3 separate regions of the Mus musculus genome follow, and all the other regions are linked to region 3. The links are chromatin loops, found by intact Hi-C in ENCODE. Cell type or tissue: left cerebral cortex. All regions are shown on one strand. Links, peaks and the distances in the headings refer to the core of each region. The heading gives the core; the rest is flanking DNA.

Region 1 (10,668 bases), core at 3,001-8,000, 160 kb after region 3:
GCCCCTGCAGACCCGCAGCTCGCGCCATACTCAGGGAGCCCAGCCAGGGCTAGCAGACCAGGCAGCCAAGCTGTCCTACGCCTCGGCTGAGTCGCTGGAGACAATGTCCGAGGCCGAGCTGCCCCTGGGCTTCAGCAGGATGAACCGCTTCCGACAGAGCTTGCCTCTCTCCCGCTCTGCCAGCCAGACCAAGCTGCGCTCACCAGGTACTGCCCAGCCTGTTCGTCTTCCGGCCCTGCTACAGCTCCTCCCTCCGGCTTCTCCCGCCCTTTGCTTCTCCGTCTCCTGCCACCCCCTCCTCTAGCGGCTGTCACTCCCCAAGTCCTCGCTGCCCTCAGCGCTCTTTCTCCTTTGCTATACCCTAGCATCCCCTGCTGGCCCTTACCTCTCGGCCTCCTCTATCCAATCCTTTTTTCTTCCTCATTTTATTTCTTTCTCCCGGTGTTTTCGCCAGCCCCTCCAACTTTCCCGACCTTCCTGCAGTTTCTGCTCTACCAGCTCCTGCCCCTAACGCCATTTCTGCGTCCAGACTCTAGTTGCCTGGGGTCTGGTGGGTGCTCGAAGAGGCCGGCTGCGAACCGGCGGCATGAGGAGCGCGTGGGTGCACTTGCACTCGGGGGCGGCCTCTGGCCTCAGACCTTGTCATTGTGGGACGGATGCCGCTCCTGAGGGCTCACCACACTCTCCTGGCGTGAGGTGCATTGGCAGAGGCAGTGAGCGTGATGGGCGCGTCTCCTTCGCAGGGGTCCTGTTCCTGCAGTTTGGAGAGGAGACACGACGTGTACACATCACGCATGAGGTCAGCAGCTTGGACACGCTGCACGCACTCATCGCGCACATGTTCCCTCAGAAGCTCACCATGGGCATGCTTAAGTCGCCCAACACCGCCATCCTCATCAAGGACGAGGCTCGCAATGTCTTCTACGAGCTGGAAGACGTCCGGTGGGCGCGGCTCCAGGGGGGTGGGTGGACTTCCCCACACTCCTCTGAAGAGCTCTGGACCCTTGGTGGTCCTTCCCTAGGTCAATCTGCACCCTATCTTCACCCTTTGCCTTCTGCAAGCCCTAGTGCCCCGCCCTCTCTGCTCAATCTTCCAGTTCTGTGGGTCTCCACTAACCTAGGCTGTGAAAGTGGACAGGTGGAGTCTCTCTCTCTCTCTCTCTCTCTCTCTCTCTCTCTCTCTCTCTCTCTCTCTCTCTCTCTGTGTGTGTGTGTGTGTGTGTGTGTGTGTGTGTGTGTGTGTGCCTGCCCCCATCCGTTTGCAAGTTTGCTTGCTGGTAACAGGCATCCCAAGGTACCAGGAGACACTGAGCACTGAGTGTAGGAGTTAGGAAAGGGGAAAAGGGTTCTAGCTGCTGCCCTTCCCATCATGCACAGCTGGGGGCCACATAGTGACCCTCTGTCCCTCTCTCTACCTGACAGGGATATCCAAGACCGAAGTATCATTAAGATCTATAGGAAGGAGCCGTTGTATGCTGCTTTTCCTGGCTCACACCTCACCAACGGTGACCTCCGGGTATGTCTGAGAGCACCCAAGACACTGGTGAGATTGGGCAAGTGGGGTCTAGGGAGAATATAGAACTAGGGTGTTTTTGGAGATGGGAGTCTGAGACAAGGTGCCCTAGTTAATTGTGCACCCCACAGCTCACCTACCTTCCGAATTGTCCACTCAAGATTTCTCTAAGGGGCCTTTAGATACTGTAAGCCTTCTCTCCCAGCCTCTCCTTTCCTCTTCTTCCTGTTCCCATCAAGGACGGGCTGAGGGGTTGCCTTTCTGGTGTCTGCCAGTTTACTCCCATGCAGGAGTACTGATGGGCAAGGGGCCCAGGATAGACTGGAAGAGGAAAGAACAGAGCCTAGTTAGGGGAAAGAGTGGGGTGCTGGCTTCTCAAGCAAGGAGAAAGAAGCCGCTTTCGTGACCTGCTCCATGGGCTTTTCGGGCTGTCTTCTGCTCAGAGAGAAATGGTTTACGCGTCGCGGGAGTCGTCGCCCACGCGGCGCCTCAACAACCTGTCGCCCGCATCGCACCTAGCATCTAGCTCCCCGCCTCCAGGGCTGCCATCGGGGCTGCCTTCGGGACTGCCATCGGGCTCGCCTTCGCGTTCACGCCTCTCCTATGCTGGGGGCCGGCCGCCCTCTTACGCCGGCAGCCCGGTGCACCACGCGGCTGAGCGACTGGGAGGCGCCCCGACCGGCCAGGGCGTGAGCCCCAGCCCCAGCGCCATCCTGGAGCGGCGCGACGTGAAGCCAGATGAGGACCTGGCGGGCAAGGCTGGCGGCATGGTGCTGGTGAAGGGCGAGGGCCTCTATGCCGATCCCTACGGGCTGCTGCACGAGGGCCGTCTGAGCCTGGCCGCCGCGGCGGGAGACCCATTCGCATACCCGGGCGCGGGCGGCTTGTACAAGCGGGGTTCCGTGCGCTCTCTCAGCACCTACTCCGCTGCCGCGCTGCAGTCCGACCTGGAGGACTCGCTGTACAAGGCGGGCGCTGGCGGCCCGCTCTACGGAGACGGCTATGGCTTCCGTCTGCCGCCCTCGTCCCCGCAGAAGCTGGCCGACGTCTCGGCGCCCTCCGGGGGACCTCCACCCCCGCACAGCCCCTACTCCGGGCCACCCAGCCGCGGCTCGCCGGTGCGCCAGTCCTTCCGCAAAGATTCGGGCTCCTCGTCGGTCTTTGCTGAGAGTCCTGGAGGCAAGGCCCGCAGCACCGGGAGTGCCTCCACGGCCGGAGCACCACCTTCTGAACTCTTCCCTGGACCTGGGGAGCGCTCCCTTGTAGGGTTCGGGCCGCCGGTGCCAGCCAAAGACACAGAGACCAGGTGAGGAGACATAGAAGCCACAGAGGAAGGATTTGGACCTGCAGAGGGGTGGCAGTATCTTCCGACAAAGGAGGTGGCTAGAGTGTCTCCTATCTGGCAGGGAGGACATTGGAGGGATGGGTGAAGCCTCAAGTGATACTTCTAGAGACCCACGTTTGTATTTATTTCCTTAGCCTTAGTTTACCCAGCAGTAAAATGGAGCGCTGACCCTGCCCCTTTATTAGTGTTGGGCGGGCAGTGAGCTGTCCAGCACATAGCCCCGCTGAAATCCACTGGAGCAGGCTCGGGACGGGGGGGGGGGGGGCGGAATTGGGCTTTTTTGTGTTTGTGTTTCATGTTCTTGGGACCGGGTCTTGTTGGGTGGCCGAGGCCACCCCCCCCACACACACACACAACTGCTGGGATTTCAGACATGTGTAGAGGTGGTCCTGGTGAGAGAGGCAGAGGAGAGCTAGGGGGTTTGATCCCGTGGGCCAGTCAGGGGAAGACTAACTGTCCCCTAGTTGCTAATCTTAGAGGTAGGAAGTAGGTTGGGCAGGAGGGACACGCTTTTACAGGAGGGGCTGATTCCCACCCTCCTCCCCAGGGAACGCATGGAGGCTATGGAGAAGCAGATTGCCAGCCTCACTGGCCTAGTACAGAGTGCCCTACTGCGAGGCTCAGAGCCGGAGACCCCAAGGTGAGAGTCCACCCCTTCCCGCCCCCCCTCAACACACTGTCAGGGCCTGAGTTTGAGGCAGAGATACGGACAGTGAGCTAAATTAGAAGCCCTGTGTCTACTGTGTGACTCCGACTCCCTTCTGTTTTCCCTGGCTCTATCCTAAGATCAGGGAGCTGGGTGATGCTTAAGGTCCCATTCAGCTTTGATGGCCTGAGGCCAGTCCAGGCCCCCGTGGACATTTTCTATTTTTTTCCTTCACAGTGAGAAGGTTGAAGGCTCCAATGGAGCAGCCACTCCCTCAGCACGTGAGTGACTCTTCTCTTCCTCTCAGAGTTTTAGGGTTAGTTTCCTAATCCTTAACTGGAGCTTGAGTAGCTACATCATGGGCGAGCCACAGATTTCCACTTTACTCCTGCGAGAACTCACCATCACTTGGGGTAGACAGTCATAACCAGACAGTGCCTCTCTGGCTGGGGGTGGGGCCTCGAGTGGAGAGGCCCCGCCCCTTCCCTTTTTGCTCCACTCTCCTGATGGCTCATTCTTCTGGTCTCTCTCAGCAGTGTGTGGGTCAGGCAGTAAGAGTAGCGGGGCCACTCCGGTGTCGGGCCCTCCCCCGCCCTCGGCCAGCAGCACCCCTGCAGGGCAGCCCACTGCTGTCAGCCGTCTGCAGATGCAGCTGCATCTGCGTGGCCTACAGAACAGCGCTAGCGACCTGCGTGGCCAGCTTCAGCAGCTGCGCAAGCTCCAGGTACCGCCCCCTCCCCGCCCACCGCACACCCCACCTACCCCACCCTCACCTACCAGCTGTAACCTCTCTGCAAATGCTGCCCCACCTTTCCCCAGCATTTCGCTCCAGCGAGCGGAGTCCCTCATTGCTCAGTGGTCCTTCTTCAGACCCATTGTCTGCCTCCCCTTCTAGTTTCCACTTAACTATTAAACCTCACCAAGCCCCGACACGTCATTGAGTCCTAGTCCCCTTCCTCATTTCTGAGCTGTGCCCACCACTCCCTCCATGCACTATCCTTTGCGGTGGTCCCAGTTCCTTCAGATCCTGTAACCTTATTCCCCAAGTCTCCTCAGCTCCCCCTTTCTGAGCCTGGAGTGGCTGTCCCTCCCTGCCTGGCAGATGGTTCCACCTGTCAGGAGCCTGGCATCTTCGTGCCGGCTCTTCAAGAGGGGCTTAGGGCTTGTCAGGTGAGGATAATGAGCAGAGACAAGCTGGGAGCGGAGGGCAGAGAGCTGCCATCTGGGCCACAGATAAGATCTTGGCCACCCACGTCAATTGGGGCACTCGTCTTGCAGTTCCTACTACATCGGCAGACCCTATAGATCTCACTTTGAATCCTTCACCTCAGGTCTTGTCTCCACTCAGGGCTTCTTGAGGCCACAGGTCCACAGTCACACTGTCGTCAGGGCCTTATCTAGTGTTACTCTTTGGCCACAGAAATTCTCATCCTGTTCTTCTGCCCCTATATTTCTCCAGAATATAACCTTGATCTCCCTGCCCAGCTGTCCCAGTCTTCGCCGCTGCTCACAGCCATGTCGCCTTGGGTGAAGCCCAGTATAACTTTGCCTCCTCCATGAGCCTTATCATCCCTGGCCGGGATCTCCTATTGGGTTCTCCCCAACTCCTCTCTCTACCTTGCCACGCCTTCGGGGCAGCACACACCCATAGCCCAGCAACCCAGTCTTCTGTGAAGCTTTGCTTACGCGGGGCTGCCCTCTGCCCACCCTTCCCAACATGCGTCCTCCTTCCACCCGGTCCACGCGAGCATTCTTGCGTTCCGCAGCTCCAGAACCAGGAGTCGGTGCGCGCGCTGCTGAAGCGCACCGAGGCGGAGCTGAGCATGCGCGTGTCGGAGGCGGCGCGGCGGCAGGAGGACCCGCTGCAGCGGCAGCGCACCCTGGTGGAGGAGGAGCGTTTGCGTTACCTCAACGACGAGGAGCTCATTACTCAGCAGCTCAAGTGAGGCTGGGTCCAGGCGTGTAGGGGTTGCGGGGTGGGGAGAGGACCGGAGACTTCTCAGGGGAGAAGGGGGCACGATGCGGCTTCGGTGAACAGCCTGGCTCATATGGAAGGTGCAGGTCCTTTATTTGAAATCACAGATGACGTTTGTTGGTGTTCTGAAGTCTGATTTCACCCTTCACTGTGGCCTGATTTCTCTATGACCCACAAACCTTTGGCCATCTGGCACAATTCCTGATTTCTTTTTTTCTGGCTTGGTGCCTGCCTCTGCCATGGTATCGCTTCCTATGGCCTGCTGCCTACTCTCATAACGCCAGCCGTCTGTTTTCCCTCTACCCTGTGCCTGCTTTCCTTCTGACCTAAGACCAATACAGCTTCACCCTTGGGTTGAACCAGAAGGTGCAACGACAGGGATGTTGTCACATGCCCAGGTGGTTCCTGACCCCTTACCACCCTGATCCCTGAGACCAAGCATCAAAGAAAACCCTTCCCTTCCTCTGCAAAGTGAAGCCAGGCTCTAGTAGTCTTGAAGAAGGATAAACAGAGAATAACCCAACCCTGCTTAGACATGGAAGGGTTAACAGAAGACTGTCTGATCCAGATTTAGCAAATGGCTGTCTGGCCACAATTCCATTGTCTGGCACCTGCGAAGGGGGATGCTGCAGTTTTCCCCTGTCCATTCAGGAAGCAGCGCCATCATCTAACCGCAGCCTTTTCTCCTGAGTTGTTTGGGCTGAGGCAAAGGCCCCTTCCTTTCTTGTGGTCCTTTTTAGTGACACGGGGCAGTAGGGGATCCAGAGACAGCTCCAGAATCTAGGGGCTACGTGAAGAAGGTGGCTGCCACCCCCTCCGTGCTTCAGCATTGTCATCAGTGCTGATATTTTTACAGTTCTTTTGGAAACAGCTGAGGGCCTGACTGTGCTAAGGGACTTAGAACCAGGGAGCCAAGAAAACTGTTCTAGGGTGCTACCCCACTAAGTCATATTTGGGGCCTTACCGGGGCTTTATGAGGTGGTCACACAATGGGGTCCCAGGTAAACCTGGTATGCATTTTGGTAATGTTTAAGGTAAGATCCTGTGTCACACCCCCCCATGCAGCTGAAATGCAGTGAGGAGCCCCCTTACATGGTAATGAGCCAGCAGCAGTAACTCCAAGTCACCATCCTGTCTCGGTGGGATGACGTAGTGACAGCCACCGCAGATCTTTAAGCAGACCGGAGACTGCCACGCTGTGTCAGGGATTCTGTTTCCTCCGCTTCCCCATCTTTTCCTTGTCTCTTTCCGTTTTGCATAGAGGAGCTGGGCCAGGATTTTCAAAAGGAGTTAGTCTGAGACATTAAAGAGAAATTAAGGGGGGGAACCATCAAAGCTCTGGGGCAAAAGAAATGAAAGGACCGATCTGTGCTCTTGTCTTCATGACTGTCTGGTCCTGGGCTTCCTGGGAGCCTCAGTTCTCCAGGAACACAGAATCCTCACCCCATCATACCCACTGCCTGGACTGCTCACTGTAGAGAACCCAGGGACTGATGGTGGCACGTGTCCACCTTGAGTGAGGCAGGGGCTGGGCCGTATGTTGGTTCTGGACTAGCCTTAAGGACCATCACCCGCCTCCTGCCTTAGACACGGTGAAGAGTCCTGCAGCCCCTATGCGCTCCCCCCCCCCCATATTCCTTTTCCTCTGTTCCTTCCTTCCTCTTTTCTGGCAACCTGCTGGCAGTTGAGCCTGGGTTTTGGTTTTATTCCTGCTGGGCCCACTCACCTGACCGTCTAGCCAACGCCTTGGGCTTTGTCTAGATAGATATGGTCCCCTGACTGAAGCCTGTTGACTCCTGGAGTCTGTCTGCTGACCCAGAGCTCTGGGTTTTTGTTTTGTTTTGTTTTGTTTTGTTTGCCCCATGTGCTGGAGTGAAGTTGCGTGGGACAGAAGGTAAGTGAGACCCTTTAGTTTGGAAGTGAGACACTACAGAGACACAATGGCTGCAGTCCCACACGAGTACATACTGCCACACAGAATAGTTGTATGACCTTGAACTAGTTTATCTCAGCGCTTTTTCCACCCCCCTTTTCAAGGTCAAACCTCAGTTAGAGTTCCTTATTTCTTTAAGGCAGATGCTATAACAAAACACCCCTGAGTCCTTTAATGGTTCTAAAGCAAAGGACTTTAGCTGGGTGTGGTGATGTAAGCCTTCTACTCTCAGGAGGAGGGCAGAAGTGTCTTTAGTCAGGCCATCCTCAGCTACATATATATCTTTAGCAAGCCTGGGATATGTTGAGATTCTACTGCAAAAAAATTAATTAAAGGTGCTAGAGAGACGGCTCAGAGAGATAGCTTAGGAGTTAAGAACATTTATTGCTCTTTAGTAAAAACAACAACAACACTGCAGATTTAGTCCCCAGCACCCACATGGTGGTTCACAACCACCTCTTGTTCAGAGGTTCTAATGTGAGTGCTTTTGCCTTCTGCAGGTGCCAGGCCAGCACACAGTACCTACACACACAGGTTCACTTACACACCTAAAGTTCAATAAATACATCATTCTTTAAAAACAAAAAGATAGATCTTTCTTTCTTAGAAAACGCTGTAGATGGGTTTGCAATGCAGATCTAGACGGCAGAAGGTTCCGCCATGTTCAACATACACCTCCTCCAAAGTTACCCAGGCCATGGTTCTTCATAACCAAGCAGAAAGGGCAAGGACATAGAGGAAGCTTGCATGGCAGGTCCTCATGGGCCAGATCCAGGAACGTGACCTTTCTGTCCCGACTTCCCTGTGTAGGCCTCCCTCAGGTGAGAGGCCACTTTTTACCCTCCTTTCTGAGACAGTGTTTCTCTGTGTAGCCCTGGCTGCCCTGGAACTCACTCTGTAAACCAGGCTGGTCTCGAACTCAGAGATCATCCTGCTTCTGCCTTCCTCGCAAATGCTGGGATTAAGGTGTTCACCACCACTGCCTGGCTTGAAAGCCGGCTTCTAATTGCAAGAGAAGCTGGGAAGTGTAGCCTAGTCTTTGAACCACTGTTTGTCCGTGTGTCGGCTGGAAGCAGCGTTCCCACCGACAGGATTGTTTTAGGGTTAAAATAAGGAAATGCATGTACTGTACAGGCCTGACCATCGGGTGCCAACCTGGTGAACAGGAAATGCTTAACGCAGGGTAGTTCTTTAGCCAGCAGCGCTGAATCTCAGGACTTTGTCCTTGGCTCCGCCCTGGTTTGTGTTTTCATCGGCTGGTTGGCCGGTGATGTCTAAGGCATGCTCGTGGGATTGGTTGATGACACTGAACTTTAAAACAGAACAGACGTGCCGGATGGTAAGACAGATTCAAGTCATTTTCACGTGGGCTGTTGGGTTGAAATCTAACAGATGACATGAATGTATGTAAAGTCCCGCACGTGAGTGACAGATGATTCAGAGTGCAGCTTTTAATTTTGATCTGATTCTGACTCACGGGTAGGACTGCGATGACCAACCTGCTTGTAATTCTTTCTCTCACTTCTTCATCCTGTGATATTTAAAATATTTAATTTGGTGCTGGGAATCCAACTCAGGTCCTCTGCAAGAGGCAGCAAGCGCTCTTAACCACGAAGCCATTTCTCCTTAGTTTACCTTAGCCTCTACCTTAGTTTTGGGAACCAGGTCTCTCACTCTCTGCCTCCTCCTCCTCCCCCAGCGCTGGGGTTGAAGTTTTGCTGTACTATGCTCAGATTTTAGATGGGTGTGGGGATCTGAACTCACGATCTCAGGCTTGCCCAGCAAGCACTTTGCCCACTGAGCCATCTCCTGGCCCTCCCACCCACACGTTAAGAGCTTAACACAAGGATTGGCGCCTTGGTTTGTGATTCTTGGGCTGTTTGTTTTGAGACATCTTGTTGTAGCCCAGGCTGGCCTTAAACTTGTGCTCCTGTTCTCCCAGCCTCCCAAGTGCTGAGATTACAGGCTCATGCCACTCTGCTCCGCCCCTGGTTTTAGGAAAATGTGAGATCCTAAGTGTTTACAGTGAACCAGCTGAAAACCCAAGGCAGTTGTAGCCTCAGGAAGAGAGACTCTGTGGCACGATCGCTCTGACAAAAGGTGACACTCGTGGCTGTGCCCTCAGAAGTGTACAGCTGTCTCTAGGTCCCTATGAGACTGTATGGCCTCCAGGCTCTCCAGTGTGTCTGGGGAAGAGTCTGAGGTTTCTCACTGAGGGAAAGGCAGGAGTGCTGATATTATTGTATATCAGAGCTTGGGGGGTGGGGCGGACTCCTTTCAGGAACTATTTGAAAATCTTATTTTTGAAATCCAGCATTTCCAATTTCACATGGATGTGTAGCCTGGGGAATAGATTTTAATTTTGTGACTTGGTTTTGTTTTTTTGTTTTGTTTGAGTCAAGGTCTTACTATGTAGCCCAGGCTAGCCTCACTGTGTCTGTCTGTCTGTCTGTCTGTCTGTCTGTCTGTCGGTCTCCCTCTTTCTTTCTTTCTTTCTTTCTTTCTTTCTTTCTTTCTTTCTTTCTTTCTTTCTTCCTTCCTTCCTTCCTTCCTTCCTTCCTTCCTTCCTTTCTTTCTTTCTTTCTTTCTTTCTTTTTCCGAGACAGGGTTTCTCAGTGTAACCTTGGCTGTCCTGGAACTCACTTTGTAGACCAGGCTGGCCTCGAACTCAGAAATGCCTGCCTCTGCCTCCCAAGCGCTGGGATTAAAGGCATGCACCACCACTGCCTAGCATGGCCTCAGTCTTTCAACAATCCTCCTGCCTCAGCTTTCCAAGTGCTAGGATTACAGGAGTAAACCATTACACCTGGCTGCCGCTTTTAATTTTGATCTGATTGGTGACATGATTTCTTCCCAGCTGCTCGATTTCTGGGGGGACCTGGCTGGGGCCAGGAGGGGCTGAGAAGGATCTTTCTGTGCCTGCAGTGACCTCGAGAAGTCAGTGGAGAAGATCCAGAGAGACGTGGCCCATAACCACCGGCTAGTGCCGGGTCCTGAGTTGGAAGAGAAGGCGCTGGTGCTGAAGCAGCTTGGGGAGACGCTGACGGAGCTCAAGGGTGAGCCTGCCCTGGCGAGGCTGACCTAAGTGTTGGGGGTGTCCCTGCTGTGCCCCAGTTCCTCAGTCTGCCTACCCAGCCAGCTTACTCCCCCTCCCCTCTCAGCTCATTTCCCAGGCCTGCAGAGTAAGATGCGGGTGGTGCTGCGCGTGGAGGTGGAGGCAGTGAAGTTCCTGAAGGAGGAACCTCAACGCCTTGAC
Region 2 (10,668 bases), core at 5,369-10,368, 57 kb after region 3:
GCATCCATGCAATCAGGTGCACACACACGACAAGCATCCATGCAAGCAGCAGGTGCACACATGCACAGGACAAGCATCCATGTAAGCAGGTGCACACACACACACACAAACACATGACAAGTATCCATGCAAGCAGATGCACACACACAACAAGTATCCATGCAAGCAGGTGCACACACACACACACACACACACACACACACACACACACAAACACATGACAAGTATCCATGCAAGCAGGTGCACACACACACACACACACACACACACACACACACACGACAAGCATCCATGCACGCAGGTGCACACACGCACAGGACAAGCATCCATGCAAGCAGGTGCACACACACGACAAGCATCCATGCAAGCAGGTGCACACATGCACACGACAAGCATCCATGCAAGCAGGTGCACACATGCACAGGACAAGCATCCATGTAAGCAGGTGCACACACACACACACACACACACACACACACAAACACATGACAAGTATCCATGCAAACAGGTGCACACACACAACAAGTATCCATGCAAGCAGGTGCACACACACACACACACACACACACACCCAAGTATCCATGCAAGCAGGTGCACACACACACACACACACACACACACATACACACACACACCAAGTATCCATGCAAGCAGGTACACACACACACACACACACACACACACACACACACACACACACACACAATATCCATGCAAGCAGGTGCACACATGCACAGGACAAGCATCCATGCAAGCAGGTGCACACACACACACACACACACACACACACCAAGTATTCATGCAACCAGGTGCGCACACATGCACAGGACAAGCATCCATGCAAGCAGGTGCACACATGCACAGGACAAGCATCCATGCAAGCAGGTGCACACACACACACACACACCAAGTATTCATGCAACCAGGTGAGCACACACACACACGACTAGCATCCATGCAAGCAGGTGCACACATGCACAGGACAAGCATCCATGCAAGCAGGTGCACACACACACACACGACAAGCATCCATGCAAGCAGGTGCACACATGCACAGGACAAGCATCCATGCAAGCAGGTGCACACACACACACACACACCAAGTATTCATGCAACCAGGTGAGCACACACACACACGACTAGCATCCATGCAAGCAGGTGCACACATGCACAGGACAAGCATCCATGCAAGCAGGTGCACACATGCACAGGACAAGCATCCATGCAAGCAGGTGCACACACACACACATGACAAGCATCCATGCAAGCAGGTGCACACACACAGGACAAGCATCCATGCAAGCAGGTGCACACACACACACACACACACACACACACACATGCACACGCACACACACAACTATTGGAAGAGAAACAGGGACTGGAGAAATGGCTCAGTGGATAAGTGTTGGTAAACCAAGTCACTCGGGATGACTGAAGAAAGAGAGACTCAAGTATGTAATGAAGCCTTCAGGAAGTGTGGGAGGGGGGCAGACTCTGTGAACTGAACCCATTCGCTATGCCGAAACATATTTATTGTTTGTTACACAAAAGTTATTTTTAGAGTAAGTCTCCCTTCTCATACCAGACCCAATGGCAATGCTAATTTTCCCACTACAGGTAAGATCACTTGTTGCTCTTGCAGAGAATCTGCGTTCCATTCCCAGGACCCACATAGTAGCTCACAACCATCTGTACCTCCAGTTCCAGGGGTTCTGACTCCCTCTTCTGGCTTCTGTGGGCACCAGGCACACATGTGATGAACAGACATATATGCAGGCAAAGCATCCACACACACAAATCTACAAAACTTATGTAAAAAATACTGCCGGGCAGTGGTGGCGCACGCCTTTAATCCCAGCACCTGGGAGGCACGGGCAGGCAGATTTCTGAGTTCGAGGCCAGCCTGGTCTACACAGAGAAACCCTGTCTTTTTTAATTAAGGGCTTCTGAAAGTCAGGTACTGAACAAGTGGGGCTTCTCACTAAAATCACCCATGTGGGACCTGTGTCCCTAAGTCTCCAAGAATGGAGCCTCCCTGAGGTAGAGCTGGTCTATCCATGCTCACTGCTTGTACCTCTGCTACTGTAACAGCACGAACATGTAGGGTTGCCACATGAAGCACAGGTTGGTGACACTTAAAGTGGTTGTGATTTCTTTGTTTATTCGTTTTGAGATGTGGTCTTAGTATGTAGTCCTGGCTGTCCTGGAAGTTGATGTCTAGATCACGCTGGTCTCAAATCTGCAGATTTCTGCCTGCCTCTGCTGAGGTTAAAGGCATGGCCACCACACTCACCTACACTTAAGTTTGAAATACAGTGATTGACAGTTTGTCTGGGTTCTGCTGACATGGTGACACTTCTTTGTAACCCTAGATCATGGGTGATGGAGTCAGCTGGATCAGAAATTCAAGGTCATCTTGACTACACAGGGAGTCAGAGGTGAACCTGGGTTAGATTAGGCTCTGCCTCAGAGAAAACCAAAGATGAGGGCAGGAGAGATGCTTGATGTCTAAGCTCACTGGATGCTCTTGCAGAGGACCAAGTTTTGGCTCCCAGCACCCACGTGGCAGCTCACAACCACCCAAACTCCAGTTCCAGGGGATCCAACACCCTTCTGACCAAGCAAGCACATGGTACTGAGCATGCACAAGGTACACAGGCATACATGCAGGCAAAACACTCAAACACGTGAGAAAGAGGAGAGAAAGAAAGAAAGTAAGGAGACATTAACCACTTATTAAAGTCAACAAAATTTAAATTAGGAGGTAATTAGAAATTTGTTTTTTGCTTGTTTAATTTACTTAAAAAAAAAAAAAAAAGATGTAGCTGGGCATGCGCCTTTAATCCCAGCACTTGGGAGGCAGAGGCAGGCGGATTTCTGAGTTCGAGGCCAGCCTGGTCTACAAAGTGAGCTCCAGGACAGCCAGAGCTATAAAGAGAAACCCTGTCTCAGAAAAACAAACAAACAAAAACAAACAAAAAAAGATGTATTTATTTTATGTATGTGAGTACACTGTCGCTGTCTTCAGACACACCAGAACAGGGCATTGGATCCCTATTACAGATGGTTGTGAGCCACCATGTGGCTGCTGGGAATTGAACTCAGGACCCTTGGAAGAGCAGTAGGTGCTCTTAACAGCTGAGCCACCTCTCCAGCACCTGCTTGTTTTATTTTTTGAGACAGGGTTTCAGCACCACTCAGCTTGGAATGATTAGAAATTTGTACATGGGCCTTTTTTTTTCTTTTGTGTGTTTGTTTGGTTTGGTTTTCAAAACAGGGTTTCTCTGTGTAGTCCTAGCTATTCTAGACCTCACTCTGTAGCATCTGCCTCTGCCTCCTGAGTGCTGGGATTAATATCATGCACCATCACAGCATGTATGTGCGTGCGTGTGTGCGTGTGTGTGTGTGTGTGTGTGTGTGTGTGTGTGTGTGTGTGCATGTGTGTGCACACGTGTGTGTCTAAAACAAGGTAGCCCTGGCTGTTCTTGAACTCCTGTTGACCTGACTGACTCAACCTCCCAAGTACTGAGATCACAGACATGAGCTTGCACTATTTGATATTAAAGGGTGACTGTGGACTAGAGAGATTGCTCACTGACTGCTCTTCCAGAGGTCCTGAGTTCAATTCCCAGCAACCTCATGGTAGCTCACAACCATCTATAATGGGATCTGATGCCCTCTTTTGGTGTGTCTGAAGACAGCTACAATGTACTCATATAAATAAGATAACGTTTTATTTAAAAAAAAAGGATGTCTGCAAATTCTTTTAAGCTTTATAATATTTGTGTGTGTGTGCACTGATGGAGATCGAACCCTGAGCCTTGTACACACTGCGAGAGTACTCTGCCAACTGAGCTATACATCCAAAGTCTCACCAAGTTGCCCAGACTAGTCTTGAACACAACACCCTCCTGCCTCTGCCTCCCACATTCAAGGAGTACAGTTGTGGGCCAGCATGCCCAGACCTTATGGTAACAAGTGTGGATTAGGCTGCCTGGGTTTGAACCTTGGCTCTGCCGCATGCCAGCAAGACAAGGCGAATAAATACAGGTAAAATAACAAAACAAATGAACACACACACACATACATGGACATGTACACATGTACACACACATACTTTTGCACGACACACACACATACACACACACACACACACACACACATGGATGCTCACAAATAAGTAAGTATAAAGTCCAACATAGGCCTCGTGATGTGTGGGGCAGCAAGGAAGCGCTCTCTAGATCACACAGGGCTCAGGGGCACTAAATCCCCGGCACTAAAAAGATAAATAAACCTAACAGAAACGCCCCCATTTAATCATCTGGCAACTCCACTGTCAACTAGATGTGTAAGAGAAAGCAATGCTGTGCAGTCAGATGGGTTGTTCTTCCGTAGCTGAGGTTGGGATGGAATTCCCTACACAAAGCCGCTGGCTGGCGTCAGGTTGGTGGTCCTGGCTGTGTCTCCTGAGTGCTGAGATTATAGTCCTGAGCCACCACACCCAGCCTTTGTCTTTTGAGATAGGATTTCTGATAGCTCAGGGTGGCTTCAAACTCTTTGTGTAGTCAGGATGATAACCCTGACTACACAATGCATTCACTTCCAAAGGCTGGAATTAGAGAAAAGCACCACCACTCCCAGCCCGGTAATGACTTGTGTAGGTGGGGATAACCCCTCCCTCGCTATCTTTGTCCATCGGGGATAACCCCTCCCTCGCTATATTTGTCCGTCCATCCGTCCGCCCGGGGTGTGTGTATATTAGAGCATATGTATGCAGATGTGTGTGCAGCCTTGTGAAGGCAGGAGGTCACTGGTACCTTCCTCTGCAGATACCCACCATATTTGCATACTTTTTGAACCAGAATCTTTCATTGACCCTGGAGTTCACTGAATGGCACCAGCTGGTTGAATAACACCAGGGATCCTCTGGTCTCTGCTTCGCAGCACTAGGGTTATAGGCTCTTGCTACCTCCCTCACCGTTTTACATGGGTGTTGGGAATCCAAACTCAGGTCTCCCGGTTCCACAGGAAGTACTTTACACACGGAACCACCTCTCCCTAGACCCTTAAAATATTTTTAAATCCTAGACCAGGAGTTCAAAGTTCAAGGCCAGTCTCCTTCATAGTGATTCTGAAGTTATAGAGACCCTGCTTCAACAAAACAGTGTGTGTGTGTGTGTGTCTGTCTGTCTGTCTGTCTGCCTTGCAGTGCTAGGAATGAAACCCAGGCCGTTGGACATGCTAAATAAAATGTTCTACCACTGAGGTACACAGACAGAAACTTAAATTCGAGTGTTCATGATCGTATTATTTATAACCAAGAAGTAAAAAACAACCCAAATGTGACTGGGTAAGCCAAGCAGGGTCTACCCATTCATACACTGAGATGTCACCCAGTAGCAAAAAGGAATAAACTACCAGTCCATGAGTGATCACTTGTGTACGGAAAAGCCTCAAAACCATTATACTTTTATGAAAGAAGCCAGGACAAAAGACCACACAGTTCCATTCCTAAGATGTGTCCAGAGATGGGAGCTCTATTCAGCCATTAAGTAGACTGGTCCCCTGGGCTTGGGGATGGGAGTTACTGCAAATGGGAATACGAATTCTCATAAGTGATATTTTACTTTTTTTTTTTTTTGAGACAGGGTTTCTCTGTATAGCCCTGGCTGTCCTGGAACTCACTTTGTAGACCAGGCTGGCCTCGAACTCAGAAATCCGCCTGCCTCTGCCTCCCAAGTGCTGGGATTAAAGGCATGCGCACCACCGCCCGGTAAGTGATATCTTACTAATAAAATTGGATTTTGGGGGTTGGAGAGATGGCTCAGTGGTTAAGAGCACTGACTGCTTTTCCAAAGGTCCTCAGTTCAAATCCCAGCAACCACATGGTGGCTCACAACCATCTGTAATGAGATCTGATGCCTTCCTCTGGAGTGTCTGAAGACAGCTACAGTGTACTTACATATAATAAATAAATATTTTTTAAAAATGGATTTTGATCCCAAGAGAAAATATCATGTAGCCCAGGTTGACTCTGAATTGACTATGTATGTAGCTGAGGATGGCCTGTACCTCCTGAGTCTCTGGCCTCCATCCCTGAGAGCTGAGGTTACAGGTGTGGCCCACCATGGCTGTTTTTATCCTCCTCCTCCTCCTCCTCCTCCCCATCATCAATGTTGCAGGAAGATGGAAGATAATTTGCACTAGTCATCTTTCTCCTTTTAACATGTGGGATCTAGGGACTGACCTGAGGCTCGGTGGTGTCTTTTTCTGATGAGCCATCGCTCTGGCTTGCTTTACATAGTACTGAGAATCAAACCCAGGGCCTCTTGCTAGGCAAGCAGTTCCTCAGCCTAGGATTAGATCACGAAGATGTGAGTTTACTTTTGTTTAATTAAGCCCTCATGATGGTACAGGGCTTGCTCCCTCCCTCCCTCCCTCCCTCCCTTTCTTCTTTCTTTCTTTCTTTCTTTCTTTCTTTCTTTTTTTCTTCCTTTCTTCCTTTCTTTGTATTTGAGGCAGAGTTTCTCTGTGTAGCCCTGGCTGTTCTGGAACTTACTCTGTAGACCAGGTTGTCCTCAAACTCAGATCTCTCTGTCTACCTCAGCCTCCAGAGTGCTGGGGGGAAATGTTTAAGTAGCCATTGGGTTCAGTATGGATTTATGTATCAGGAAAGCTCGTATCTAAGGTCTGGGGCGATGGCGGAATCAGCACTAGGACTGAGCATGACCTCCGGAGTCCATGTAAGTCACCTTGGATACCAACTCTACAGAACTGTCCCCTGCCTTCAACATATGCAGCATGGCACCTGTTCCCATGCATACAAAAACAATAGTAAGTAAGAATAAAGAGTAAATATTTTAAAAGCCCCAGTGTGGTGGCCTGGTTTCGTAATTCCTTGGATGGGGGTAGGGGGGTCGGGGGGTTCGGGGGTGAGGGTAGAGTCAGGTTGACTCCTGGGACCCACTGACTGACCAGCCATCCCCTCCTGATCCTCAAGCCTCAGGGCCCGAAGAAACACCCTATCTCAAAACCAAGGTGTAACATATAACTACATAAAAATAAGCAAAATTGGGGGCTGGTGAGATGGCTCAGCAGGTAAGAGCACCCGACTGCTCTTCCAAAGGTCCTGAGTTCAAATCCCAGCAACCACATGGTGGCTAACAACCATCCATAATGAGATCTGACTCCCTCTTCTGGAGTGTCTGAAGACAGCTACAGTGTACTTACATATAATAAATACATAAATTTAAAAAAAATAAGCAGAATTTTCACTGGGCAGTGGTGACACACGCCTTTGATCCCAGCACTTGGAAGGCAGAGGCAGGCAGATTTCTGAGTTCTAGGCCAGCCTGGTCTACAAGTGAGTTCCAGGACAGCCAGTGCTACACAGAGAAACCCTGTCTCGAAAAAAAACAAAACAAAACAAAACAAAAAAAGCAAAAATTTCAAAAAGCGGAAGGCTCCTGGGGAACAACAGTGGAGGCTGACCTCTGATTTTGACAATGTGCGTACACAGTCATGTGCCTTTGAATATACAGGAACATTCCATACGTTCACACAAAAATAAATTTAAAAACAAAGTATATGTGGTGGTAGACACTTATAATCCCAGCTACTTTGAAGGTTCAGGGCAGGAGGATCTGGAGTTTGTAGCTAGCACAGGCTACCAATTGTCACGGAACTGAACAAACCAAGAAACAGTGTCTGTGCTAGAAGAGCAGATCTGGGCAATAAGTAGCAGAATTCTTACAGATTAGTAAACACGAAATGCTGAGAAGTGGGGCTGGAGAGATGGCTCAGCGGTTAAGAGCACTGACTGCTCTTCCAGAGGTCCTGAGTTCAATTCCCAGCAACCTCATGGTGGTTCACAACCATCCGTAATGAGATCCAATGCCCTCTTCTGGTGTGTCTGAAGACAGCTACAGTGTGCTCATATACATAAAATAAATAAATCTTAAAAAAAATAATGCTGGGAAGTTCGGCCTGGAAGGCTAGGACAGTTCAAGGAAAAAGTTTACCCTGGGAGATCCTGGGAGGCCCCTCCCTTCAAAATCCCTGAACATGCTCCCTTCTCCCTTGGTTAAGAACTAGATGGGCTTCGAAGGAGAACTGTCTTCTGGGCTAGCCACCTCCCCCCCCCCCCAAGGGCCTTTCCTATTTCTTTTGTCCTTCCCTCTGGAGTGGCGTCAAACAGTTCCTCGCACCCAGCTTGTGTCTGTAGGGGAAGCAGCCACCCATCCTGTGGTAGGCGGAGGATGGGGGCGAGTGCCCTCTACTGTTCACTGTGGGAAGTGCAGCAGTTGGGTCGGCCCACGTGAGGGGATTGGTGCTGGGAAACTTCGCGTTCAGCCCTGCTGTTGATATTGTGAGAAAAGCACAGTTGTCCCATTTTCTGAAAGGGACGTTGAGACACAGCGTATCTGGGCAATCATAGCCGCCCCCACCAAGTCTTCTGAAAAAGATGGTACCTTGACGTCGGGTCATTTCAACTGTGGCATATACCCATTCCCCACAGTGTTTTTAACTGCTTCCATGTATTCCGGGAAGGGAAGGTGGAGGGAATTTCTCCTCCAGGGGAGAACTCTTTAACCGTGTTGACCCCTTCATTAAAACCCTTATCTCAGGGTTGGGGAGCTGGCAGCTTTGGAGTGGGAGAAGGGAGAAGCCTGGGAGCTGCATTGTTATATAATTTTCCCTGATTTATTCACACAGAGATCCACACCGTGCTGGGTGCAGGGCTGCAAATTCGAGAGACACCAGAAAACGGGGAAGAGAAAGGAGCCTCCCAGGCCAAGCTCCTGCAGTGGGCCAAGGCTGATCTCAGACATCTGTCACAGAACCTAGAGAAGAGCATGGAGTTAGATGTCTCTCTCTCTAAGCCAAAAACATCCTGCTAAGGCTTCCAACCCCCTCCCTAGTGCAGATCACCCACCTTCTATAATGTCTTCCAGATAGAGAGAGAGAGATTAAAGTAGGGTGAGGGCTCTATGGGCAAAGGAGCCTGGAGGTTAGATCCAGTTCAAACATGTGACCTGGCAGGACCCCAGAGGGACCCACCCACTTCATGACAGCTGTTCCTTAGAGGAAACCTGGGGTAGGGGAAGTGGGAGATCAGAATATTGAACCCTCTTCATCAGTAAGTCCCACTTTGAAGCTTTACCTTGGGTCTCTGCCAAGGAAAGGGTGTGTGTGTGGGGGGGGGGGGGGCCCATCCTCCCATCCCTTTCTTCTCAGGTCTTGTTTGATGTTATTTAGAAAAACAGTGTGTCTATTGTCACCGCTGGGAGGATGAGGATGCAAGCTGCATCATTTGTCCTGGTACAGAAAAAGCGATTGTACATGTTAAGTGTAGCACTCGGGAGGGTGAAGCCAGACGCTGGAGTTCCAGGCCACATGGTGGGTGAGACCCTATCAGCGAGGGAGGGAGAGCTTTCTTTTGCCCTGGCTCAGAAGAAAAATCTGTATCCCTCAGTCTCATCCTACCCCTAGTCCAAGCCAACATATAAATCTCGTGTACTTCTGCAGATGAAAAGCAGCTGTTTCTAACCTGATTTTAGGATGACGATGAATAGCCCAAAGACTCACAAATGTTTATTGTGCCGTTTGGGCAGTAGGGATATAGCAGTGATCAAGACTGGATGCTCTACTGGCCGCTGGGCTCGACTGTGCAGCCAGGGCACCAGCTCTTTCTAGACTCCGAGGAGAGGTCAGCACTAAGGAACAAGCCAGTTTCACAAATGAGCAGGCTGTGTAGGAACTAGAGGGGAAGAGATGTGAGAGATGTGTACATTATCAGAGCATGTTCTGGAAATTATTCACTTTTTGTTTGTGGATGGAGAGTAAGGTTTTTGGTCTTTTCCACCCATTCAGGTCGCTCAGGATCCAGATGGTCGAGTCCTGGGATCTGGAGGCTCCCAACGGTGCCAGCGCGTTGGAATTCCGTTAAGATGTGGGGCACTTCCATACTTCACCAAGAAAAGGAAACAAGTACGGAGAGAAAGTCAGCTTATTGTCTTCCGTGGGTGTGTCGAAGCTCCCCTTTCTCCAAATTTATTTTTTTCTTTTATGAATCTTGCACATATATAGCGAATTCCTAATCATTCACTCTACAAGCGTTTTTGTTTGCTTTTGAGTTCCCGAGTGCCAGGCCCCTGTTCTACCGGCCCTGAGCAAAGACCACAGGACACTCTTAGCAAGCGACTCCTTGCTACACCAAGCTCTTAAGCCACCGACGCTCGGCTTCATCTTTTTCCTCTACGTTGGTTTTGAGTTTGTCTCTCTGAATTCACGGAGCACCATTTTCTTCCAAAGGGCTGAAACAAACTTTCCCATTTTACAGATGCGGAAAAACCGCGACTTCTACTGGGTAAACAAGTGACTGGACCTGCGACCAGCTAAAACGATCCCAGGCCATCAACAGGCCACCAGGAGCCGTGCGTCTGGCCCCTCGCACTTCCACCCGCGCGCGCCTAGATCCACGCGTCCCTGCTCTCCGCCCTCCAGCCCAGCAGCTCCGGGTCCACGTGTGTGTGTCTGTGTGCGGAATGGGGACGGGGGCCGTGCCGCCAGAGGGGTGGGGTCTACGTGACGTCAGAGCAGCAGCGCCCAATCAGAGGCGGGCTCGCAGCCGCGGCGCTGGTATTGGGGCAGCGAGGGGGCAGT
Region 3 (10,578 bases), core at 1-5,000:
TGTGTGTTCACTCTGAACCCACAAGCACATTCTGGTTCCTGAAGCAACGTGACTGCCCAGGGCTGCCCCAGCTTTGGCCCACACTGTCCCTCCAACTTCCAACAGATCTCCCAGCTACAGTACTGTCCAGTGGGGACTGGGCTCAATCTCTGAGCTGCCCTACTTCCCTAGGTCCTCAGTCCCTTGTTCTATCTTTGACCAACCCCTCTGAGCTGTCTCCCTCTGCAGTCCCCAACGGCTCCAACGAGGACCGAGGCGAGGTCCTGGAACAGGAGAAGGGGGCTCTGGGTGACGACGAGATTGTCAGTCTTTCCATTGAGTTCTACGAAGGCGTCAGGCAAGTTCAACGTAGGCCCCTTTTCTACCCTGGCCCATTCTTCAAGACCCAGTCAGACATGCATTTGGCCCAACAACTCCATAGCCCTTAGCCTCTTTCTCTCTCTTCTTCCAGGGACCGAGAGGAGAAGAAGAACCTCACGGAGAATGGAGATGGGGACAAGGAGAAGGTGAGTGTTAGGGCCTGTCTAGCTGTGGGCTGAGAGTGCCATGAATGCACCTTCTCACTGGGGCCTCTTCCCCCACAGACAGGAGTGCGATTCCTGCGGTGCCCAGCAGCCATGACCGTCATGCACCTGGCAAAGTTCCTCCGCAACAAAATGGATGTGCCCAGCAAGTACAAGGTGAACGCCTGGGCCATCTCAGACACAGCTCTGTCAGCCATCACAGAGTTGGATAGCTGGGCCTGCAGGGTACTCTAGCCCCACTGTTGAGGATAAGACGGTTTGTAATTGTTTTAGTTGGTGTACAGAGGGCCTAGGGACAAGGATGTGTGCATGCAAATAGTGCTAGGCCTTTGATAGGGCCAAGGAACTCTAGGATACGGGCTGGTCGGCCATGTTGAACAGAGGATCCCTTGGAGGTCTCTGATGCGCTTGACTTTGCTTCTTTGACAGGCTCCTAGGTACAAGGCTTCCCTTAGCCCATACTTGGGTAGGGAGACAGTAAGTGCTGTGGCGCTCATCCGTCAGGTCACATGTTCCACATGTTCGGATGGTGGTATCAAAACTGCTTCTGTGATTCCCCTTAGGGGCACAGGCAAGAGCCTGGGTCAAAGCGGTCCTAGAAAGAGAAGCCTCCCCCCTCCCCATCAGTGGGTTAGGGGAGTTTCTTGGGACAATTCTGGAAGGGAAGTCACATCTACAGTAAGGAGAGGCCTCCTGGAGTCCACCTTTCAATTCACTTACCTCTATCCCCCAAGACTCCCAACCCCGGTGGCCAGGGTGCAGCTGCCGGGTCCCATGGGTGTCATCCCCTCCCTCCAGGTGGAGATCCTCTATGAAGATGAGCCCCTGAAGGAATACTACACCTTAATGGACATTGCGTACATCTACCCCTGGCGAAGGGTAAGCCTGTGAGCAGGTGGCAGAGGATGGGGGCAGTCCAGGGTCCTGCCTGGCCAGGCCTGGCATTGGTCAGTGGCCAGGGTGACATGAGGCACCCTCTTATGTCAGACACTCCATCCCTGGTCTCTGGAGCCAGGCCTGGCCCTGGTGAGCTCTAGGCCATTTCGTTCGTTTGTTTGTTTGTTTGTTTGTTTGTTTGAGACAGTCATTCCCTGGCTGGCCTTAAATTTGGTACAGAGTCCAGGCTGGCCTCGAATTCAGAGCAGTCGTCCTTCCTCAGCCTCCCAGGTGCTGCGATTACTGGCACAGCCCCCACAGGTCCCTTGCTGGTGCCCTGGTTGCTACTACTCAGATTCAGATTCGGGGTCAGCAATAGGGGCGGCTACAGTGGAACGTAATACCTTCCTTCCATAACTGCATGGTCTCCGCCCAACCCCACACTCTTTCTTCACTGGGTCTCTGTCTCTTCACTCTGCAGGGCTCAGACCTTCCCTTTGCTCCTGGTTTGAACCTTGGTTGGGTATAGGGATAGGGTCACCCCTGGTCCGTCTTTGTTCTGACACTCTCTTTTCTTACTGCTGGCCTCTTCCTTCTCACCACAGAATGGGCCTCTCCCCCTCAAGTACCGTGTCCAGCCAGCCTGCAAGCGGCTCACCCTGCCCACGGTGCCAACCCCCTCAGAAGGCACCAACACCAGCGGGGCATCAGAGTGTGAGTCAGTCAGCGACAAGGCTCCCAGCCCTGCCACCCTTCCGGCCACCTCCTCCTCCTTGCCCAGCCCTGCGACCCCATCCCATGGCTCTCCCAGCTCCCACGGCCCCCCAGCTACCCATCCTACTTCCCCCACTCCACCTTCAACTGCCGCTGGGACCACCACAGCTACCAATGGGGGCACTTCGAACTGCCTGCAAACGCCATCCTCCACCAGCAGGGGGCGCAAGATGACTGTTAATGGCGCTCCTTGCCCCCCTTGAGGAAAGGGACCCTCTCCTTCCGCAGCCATCTTTTCCCTCCTTTTTACTTTTTCTGGGCCCCCTTTTCCACTTTTGACTTTCCCTGGTTCCTCCCATTTTCAGAGTGGGAGGTGGGTTTTATAAATAAATCTATATATATATAAATATATATATGTACATAGGAAAAACCAAATATACATACTTATTTTCTATGGACCAACCAGATTAATTTAAATGCCACAGGAAACTCGTGTGTGTGTGTGTGTGTGTGTGTATGTGTGTGTATGGGTGGGGGTGTCTAGGTCTAGGGGGTCTTTGTAGTTCACTCTGCTCTTCTTGGGGGGTGTATCTGGTGGTCTTAAGGGGCCATTGGAAGTATTAATGTCCTTCCCTATGTCCCTTCTGCTTTCCAGGGCAGAGGGCGTGTTGGGTCCCCTAGCCCTAGCTGACTAGTGGGTCCATCTTGGCTGTTCCCCATACCTGTCCAAACCCCCACCCCCACCCCCCCGTTGTTGAATGTTCAGAGTTGCTGAGACAGTCAGTGCCTTTCACAAATGCAGTCTGTGTCCTCTGGCAGTGAGGACCAAGTGGCTGTGAAGAAGGCATTTCCCTCACCTCCTCAGACAGTGGAAGCCCCCCCCCCAACCCTCCATCCCTACCCTCCTGTGGGAGACCTGGCCCTATAAAGTCTATATGTGACTTTGGCATGGTGAACACTTCATTTTCTCCTGTCCTACCCCAACCCAAGAACGCAATCTAGCAAGACTGGAGGTGACACTCACTGGGGGCCTAGAGTAGAGGGTGGCCCCAGACAAGCACAGACTCCAGTTCTGCCAAAAGCCAACAGCCCTCCAGTCCACTGCCTCACCCCCCAGCTGAGGCCAGGCAGGGATAGGACAGAGGCATCTAGAAGCACAAGAAAATAAAAGAATGAGCTGACCCCAACTCTACCTGGTGGACCACCTATTAGGGGCAGACCTTGCTCTCGCCTGCTCTTCCTCAAGTGTACATAGATTTGGGGGGAGGGTGGGGGGGAAAGAGGACAGGGTGTTGGCTTAGTGTGTGAGGTTCTGAGCCCATGGGTCTGTTTGCACCACGTCCTGAGTCTGAGGTCCTGTGACTGTACCCTCCTGTCCTAGGTCATTTATATCTCTTGGCTTTGTAATAAATGCTGTGTACACTCTCAAGCCTGTGGTTCTTTGGGACAGAGGGAGGGGGAGGAAGAGGAGGAGGACGGTGAGGACGGTGGTATGCTCCCCAACCTTACAGTGCTAACTGGAGTGGATCTGAACTACCCTGCTTTGGTCACCAGACACCCTCCGCCTCCACAGATCATACTCTAGCAGAAGACCCATGAGCCTTGCCAGTGACCACAGAAACAGTTAGTTAGAGGGCAGGCCTCAGTGTTTATTGACAGCTTTACCGGATGCTGGACCTGGCTCTCAGCTGCCCAACAGGAGAATACAGGTTTTTCAGGGTACAATTGCTAACAAGATGGGGTCCTTGGAGGTTCCCTTCCATGTGTGGCTCAGCATTACTGCCTGGAGTCACAGTACCCCCTCAGAGTGGGGAACCTACTTCTGCTTTCTGTACCTGCTCACTCTTGTGGGTACCGTCACAGTAAGGGGGCCGCTGAGTGGCCTTGCAGGTACATAGGGCCACTGTGCGTGTCTCTTGGGCCTTGAACTTGAGTGGAGAAAGGCCAGTACGCTGGAAGAAGTGGGAGCCATCACAGAAGGGCTGGTGAGAGAGAGACAGAAAAAGGTTAGGGTGGGGAGTGGAGCATTCTCGTTTCCCCGAGCCCTGCAATGTGGGGGTCACAGAAAGGCTGTCATGAAGAGAATACTGTCTCTGTATAATGTTGCAAGCATTTCTCATTGGTCACCTTTGGGAGATCCAGAGACCAGGACAATTTGCAAGAACTGGGCCTCAAGTAGAGGCAATGCTACTACCCCAAGACACACACACACACAGACACACACACACACACACAATTTGCAAGAACTGGGCCTCAAGTAGAGGCAATGCTACTACCCCCAGACACACACACACACACACACACACACGAAGTCACACAACAACTTGTGGGGGCATGGTTTTCTCCTTTCACCATGTGGGCTCTGGGGATCACACAGGTCAGCAAGTAACTTTATCCACTGAGCACTTCCCAGCCAGGTTCTCATGTAACCCAGACCTTGAACACCAATCCTGCCTCTACCTTCCAAGGGCTAGGACAATGGATGTATGTCGCTACACCCTGTTTATTGCGTGTTGGGGATGGATAGATTCCAGGGCTTCCACACACTGCAGACAAAGGGTCTATCCACTGGGTTAGGTTCATAGCCTCACCTCAGTTTTTGTTTGTTTTGGTTTTCTTTTTTAACGGCTAGGTGAGGTTGAGTCCCCATTGGCCCATGAAAGCAACATTCTTTGCAATGTTCCTCAGGGAGGGAGAGAGCCCAGTGCGCAGTGCCTTTGTAGGGTGGGGTCAGTCTTGCCTGTAAGCAAGGGGGTGTCTACAACAGCCTGCCTAGAGTACCACTATGAATGTGAGCACCACATCTCACAGGAGAACCCTTCAAAGGATGGTGAAGACAGAGGCCCAAGGAGGGGAGAGGCCTTGTCAGGGGCAGAGTGTGCGGAGAGATGAACTAGTGAAAACTAGAAAACCAGCACCCTGCCTAAAGGGCATGGGCATGTACCCACAATCCTCTGGCTGGCATGCCCTTGAAACTGCCCCACCCTCTGGAATATCTGTTCAAAGGCCACAAAGGAAGCCTCCAGAGCTGGATTTATGGTCTCAACCACAGCATGGGAAACAGGACAGAGTTCTCCAGAATGAAAGGGAGAAGCTCCGGCTACAGTGAAGGGCTCCTGTACAGCTGGGATGGCATCGGATGGCAGCAGGCAAGCAGGAAAAGTCACATCCAAGGTGAAAAGAGACCTGGGAGGGGACATCAGGGAAGACTGAACAGAATCCTCCCAGCTGTGAGGACCAAGGCCTGGCACATGGGCTGCTTGGAAGGAGCAGGGCGGGCAGCCTTCGAGGAGACTGAGTCAGCCACAGAGCTGTGGCCCTTCTGTACCTCCTAGGCTCCTGGGGAGGGACATGGACATACACTGACAATGGCCATCCTGATAGTGGTGTCCCTGACCTGTGAGCTGGTTCCTGCCATCGAGCCCCATCCCCCAATTGTATGTATCTCACCTATATACAGAAAGAAGGGAAATGTGGACGGACTGAAAGTCCCCAGGATAGACCATGCTGACCCCAAGCACGTGGAGAGGAGGAGATGGATGTTTGCGTGTCACACTGCCAGGCCTAACCGTTAGCGTCAGAGATCAGGCTGTGTCACATCTAAAGGAAAAGCTACAGGAGTAACTCACCTGATTCTTGCTTCGGCCACATACACACCACCTGTAGGTTTTCCCGGCAACCAGCTCCAATCTGATGGGTGTCTTCTGTGCCACCACTGGCTTGGCTGGGTCTTTGGGGAACCATCGGGCCTATGATCAGGGTGGATGAGTGACTCGGGATGATCCCAAGTCTTGGATATACTTTTAGTTGGCGGGGGGTTCTGTAACTCTTCTTCAAACTCTGGGGCTTGAAATCAGGTGGCTGTCCTCCCCTCAGTGGGAGACCTGGTTCCTTGCCTTCTGCCCTCTGGTCCACCAAACCTTCCCTAGAGCATGCTGGGAGCAAGGGTCTCCCTGTCGCTGTCTTGGATGTAGCTCTTGAGGTTTGGGGAACTGATAGGAGTTGTGCTGAGATTAGACAAGAGGTGTACTCACCAGCCAAGAAGAGATTTCCCGCCTCTGATACGGCTTCGACAAGGCAGGCAGGCAGATATGATTTGGAAACAGAAAAATAAAATCAGTGGGGAAGGAGAGACGCCGGAAGCCCATCAGGGAAGGGAAAGACCACAAGTCAAAGGAGCGTGGGACCTTTTTTTTTTTTTTTTTTTTTTTTTTTAATGGTTGGGAAAAGGTTCAAAGAAGAGGCGCTGCGGATCTTGGCATCTACTCGGGAGCTCCCTCCGGAAAGACTGCCCTGTGGGGACGCGCGGCCGAGGGGTGGAGTCTGACCTGGGCCGGTGGAGGCGGGGCCGAACGGCCAGGGGTCACCAAAGATGGGACGCTCACCCAGACGCCGCGCATGACCACAGCATGCAGGCTCGTCCCCCACGCTGCGCATGGCCGCTCTGCGCGTAGCCGCGTCCGGGTCGCCGCCCTCTCCGCTCCGCCCCCAAGGAAGACACCGCCCAGGCCCGCACAGGATGGGCACGGCCGAGCCGCCCTGGAGTCGGCAGGTGCCACCCTGGCTCTAGAGTTCAAGGCAGTCAGTGTGTATGTGGATCTATCACTCTGCAGGGCTCTGACGTCTGCATCTTCACCTGCACCGCACATTCTGTGCACTCCGGTTTGAACTATTCTTACAAGTACTTGAGAAAAAGGGGTCACTGACCGTATCCTGTCCTCCTCCCTCGGGCCTCCAGTTAGGAACCCATCTCCCTCCCTACAATAAAGCCAGACAAAGCAAGGTCTCTTTGGATTTTCTTTTTTTAGTAAAACATTCTTTTATTAAAAGAACAAGTGCTGTTTACGAACTGCCCTTCGTACAAATAACATCCGTTATACAAAGATACAAGACCCAGGCTATGCACAATTCCAGGCTTGGAGGTCGCAGGGGAACACCGTCTCTTGGGCTGAGGATATAAAGGTTTCAGAAAGAATGAAAAATGAGCCCCTGGGTTTGCAATCTGTGGCTTCCCTTCCTTGCTCCCTTAGGAAGGGTCTGCTACATGGAAACAGGCTGGGATGGAAGGAAGGGAGCCACAGTCCTTCGGGTCTTCAGTCCCAAGTGGGGCTGGAGAAAGTGAACACAGGAGAAAGAGGACGGTCCTCAGTCCCCAACGCTTCAGTAGGTCAAGACAAGGTGGTCTGCTGGGAACTAGACACACCTGTAATCCAGGAGGAAGCGGCTGGAGGGAACAGAGGGACTCCCTGACCCCACCTCCCTCCGTCCTAGCGGGCACCTCTCCCTGGCCCCACCTCCCTCTGTCCTAGTGGGCACCTCTCCCCAGGCACCAGCAGTCTGTTACTCCCTTTGGCCCTCTGCACTCTTGGGATGACTGAGACTAGCAGGGCGGGCCTGTGTCTCTGAAAACAGGTCAGCATTTCCAGGGTGGGAAGAGGAAATGGAACTGGTAGCCTCTTTGGGCTCTCATTTGTCTAGGCCCTTCCTAGGAGTCTAGGGTGGGAACTCCCTGGGTCTTCACACAAGGAAGGGAAGGGATCACCAGCAGTAGACCCAGGAGCTTGAGAGGGACACCCACAAGCTGGGGGATGAGGGAGAGGGGGATGGGACATACAATTTATTTCTTCTCTTAAAGGCAACCCTTAAAGTGTCATTGTCTGTGGAGGATTCGTCAGCTCAGAGCTAAGACAGTCAGTGCTACATAGATACCTTCCCGCCACGGGCACAACCCTACTACACTCACACCACCACACTCACCACACACACAGGGACAGCCAGCCAACCAGCTGCAGCTAAAAGGCTTGACAGTCAGGCAGTTATGACCAGAAGGCCAGGTACAAAGGCTTGTCACTGCTGTTGCTGAGGTCACGTCACTCCTAGGTTTAGAGCAGTAGCCTGTAAAGCCAGCTCCAATGACCCCCTGATCAGCATCCATCAGCCATGACCCAGCCACCCCTGCCCTGGTGGGCACAGGCTCAGCATCTGTCACCCGCTCACCTCTTCTCACTTAGGGTGGTGACATTAAGATCCACTCATGCATTCTGAGACTCCACTTCCGCTCTGCAAACCACATCCTCCCCCTCCCAGATAGAGATGGCCCCAAATCTGCATCCTTTCTCTCCTTCTACCAAGCTCTTTATCAAAAAAAATGGACCAAAGCCAGACATAGTGGCACACACCTTTAATCCCAGCACTCAGGAGGCTGAGGCCAGCCTGGTCTACATAGCAAGTTCCAGGACGACCAAAGCTACATTAAGAGTAGACCTTGTGCCGGGCGTGGTAGCGCACGCCTTTAACCCCAGCACTTGGGACCTTGTCTTTAAAAAAAAAAAAGGTGAGGTCATCAGAGCCATTTTGCAGAACCCTGGTCCCTCCCAAGGACCCTAATTCTCCCTGTGCTGCGGCACCAGGCCACACCTCTCCTCATGTCTCAGGATATGGAATAGCACCACCAGCTCGCCTCTAATCCCAGCACTCTGGAGGCAGAGGCAGGCAGATCTGAGTCTGAGGCCAGCCTGGTCTACACAGCCAGTTCTAAGTCAGCCAGGGCTACACAGAGAAAACCCTGTCTCGAAAAACGCCTCCCCACCCCACCCCACCCCCAAAAAAGAGGAGCCAACACCAAACCATCCAGCCCAGAGGCCTCTGCAAGCCTGACCTGACTCTGTTAGGGCATCCTGCCTGGCCCAGAACAGGGAAAGGAGCCCAGGGAACTGCTGAGAACAGAGTTCCAGAGCCCCGAGCACCCCTGCGCCACAATGCAGGGTACTTGGCTCTGCGTGGGGCAAGGGTGTGGGCCTGGATAAAAAGGTCGTAGACGAATCTGAAGAATCACTGGCTCGTAGACAAGGAGGTCTACAAGAGCGGAAGAGATGAAGATGTCTTTCTAGTAATAGCAGTTAGAAAAGTATTTCTGAGGTCATCTCAACTGTCCCCCAAAGTCCTTCCAAGTGTCAAAGGGTTGCCTCTGAAGGGTCCCGGCCCATCCTATCTTATCCTATCTTATTCCTGTCTTATCAACAGGAATAGTATTTCCCAGATCATGGGGGGTGGGAGTGAGGGACAACAGTTGAGCAGCACAGGCAAAAATATATCTGTACTACGTTTCTGTCCTTGCCAAAAATATACACCTTTTCTTTATTAAAAAAAAAAAAAAACCAAAACAAACAAGCAAAAAAAAAAAAAAACAACAACAACAAAAAAAACCCCCAACAACAAAACTCAAACGTAAACACACCAAAATGCACACATGCAGAGACCCACAGACATGAGCAAGGGAAACTGGAACTGACCCTCAGTCCCAGCCAGTGCAACCAAAAGGGACACAAGGCCTCCTTGGCGGTGCTCCGTGTCCCACTCAACGTTTTTCATTACCGCCCTGGGCAGAAAGTCTCTGCCACTTATTACTACACCCTGGAAAATAGCTGGTGGGGTAAGGGGTGGTTGTTAGCTTAAGTGGCTCTACTAGCTGGTGAAAGGATTCAAGAGGCAGGCTAGCTACTTCGGAGAGGGAGACTTTTGCTAAAAAGAAGTGGCACTTTACCCCTCCCCTACTCTCTTGTGCCAGGACTGATCAAACTAACAGTGGGGGAGGAGGCCCTGAGGGGCCCTGAGGTGGGGTAGAGGGGAGGGAAGGTAGGGTATTACCCTGATTCAGAGCCCCCAGCCCCTAGGAATTCTCCAATACTGGAGGTACTGGTCTGTTGTTTGTTTTATGTTTTTTATAAGTTAACCATTCATGCCCTGGAAAAGGAGCAGAGTTGGTGAGGGGGTAGAGGATGCAAGAGCTAGGAGCTCCTGCCCTGGTACTGGCCACTGCCCCGGTACTGGCCACTGCCCCAGTACTGGCCACTGCTCCTGTCCTTGCCCTTGGCTGCCCCAGGTCCAGAGGAAGAAATGACAGATAGACAGACAGGTTAAACAGACTAACCATCTCTCTCTTTTTCTCTCACTCACACACACACTCACACACTCACAATCTGTGGAGTCAGGCAGCCCCCTCTCCCCACCCTCGGCACTCCTCAAGCCAATAGTGCAAAAAGGGGCAGGGCACCCAGGTCAGCACGGGACGTCCCCAGCCAGCCCCATCATGGGGCCCCAAGAAGTGCTGTCCTGCCCTTCCTCAGCCCCCCACATCTGTAGGCTTTTCCAAGCTCAGCTTGTGACCCTCAGTGGGAAGGGATGATAAGAAACAGTCAAAGGGATGGATCCCTTCTGCTGGGAAGAAACGGAAGGTCAGGTGGGCCCAGCCCTTTCTCCGTAAGAAATTTCCACACAGGGATAGGCCTGGGGGTCCACCCTTCTTCCACCTTCCCCATTCAAGTGCTGATTGGTTTATGTGGTAGGTCCAACCAACCCTCCATCTCTCATGCTGAGACCTACTTTGCTCTTTGGGGGCCCCTAGGCATCTGCGGAGGATGGGGTCTCCTAGGCAGGCTAGGAGCCTGTCCTCCCGACCCTCTGA

What was found. Hi-C counts contacts between places; a loop is a spot of excess contacts. Peaks named below come from ENCODE experiments on the same cell type or tissue, not always from the same donor. Only the 100,000 strongest peaks of a DNase experiment are listed, where the experiment ranks them.
Region 1: a loop joins it to region 3, with 1.9 times the contacts of the local background. A loop is called at or near these places in 2 of 42 quality-filtered maps.
Region 2: a loop joins it to region 3, with 4 times the contacts of the local background. A loop is called at or near these places in 38 of 42 quality-filtered maps.

Annotation. Positions count from the first base shown.
Region 1 is chr11:97,526,582-97,537,249 of GRCm38, reverse strand. It overlaps Srcin1 (SRC kinase signaling inhibitor 1), which reads left to right. Exons shown (of 20, transcript NM_018873.2): 5 at 11-206; 6 at 744-942; 7 at 1,423-1,516; 8 at 1,957-2,819; 9 at 3,406-3,498; 10 at 3,742-3,785; 11 at 4,038-4,228; 12 at 5,271-5,446; 13 at 10,338-10,468; 14 at 10,574-10,668. Among named protein-coding and RNA genes, the nearest start is that of 4933428G20Rik, 32 kb to the right of the region's middle. In left cerebral cortex, for the core only: a CTCF peak has its summit at 5,387; DNase peaks (open chromatin) are centred at 4,007, 5,353 and 5,663; H3K4me3 peaks cover 447 bases; H3K27ac peaks cover 2,506 bases.
Region 2 is chr11:97,629,736-97,640,403 of GRCm38, reverse strand. No RefSeq gene overlaps it. Among named protein-coding and RNA genes, the nearest start is that of Epop, 5.4 kb to the right of the region's middle. In left cerebral cortex, for the core only: a CTCF peak has its summit at 8,282 (motif pointing left); DNase peaks (open chromatin) are centred at 8,314, 8,699 and 9,926; H3K4me3 peaks cover 226 bases; H3K27ac peaks cover 2,282 bases.
Region 3 is chr11:97,681,786-97,692,363 of GRCm38, reverse strand. It overlaps Cisd3 (CDGSH iron sulfur domain 3), which reads right to left and starts at 6,431. Exons shown (of 3, transcript NM_001085500.3): 1 at 6,149-6,431; 2 at 5,744-5,863; 3 at 3,739-4,096. The coding sequence starts at 6,262. The coding sequence ends at 3,917. Pcgf2 (polycomb group ring finger 2) reads left to right here. Exons shown (of 10, transcript NM_001163308.1): 6 at 229-337; 7 at 452-506; 8 at 585-680; 9 at 1,323-1,403; 10 at 2,006-3,541. The coding sequence ends at 2,377. It overlaps Mllt6 (myeloid/lymphoid or mixed-lineage leukemia; translocated to, 6), which reads right to left. Exons shown (of 20, transcript NM_139311.2): 20 at 6,906-10,578. In left cerebral cortex, for the core only: CTCF peaks have their summits at 2,130 and 2,333 (motif pointing right); DNase peaks (open chromatin) are centred at 2,105 and 2,315.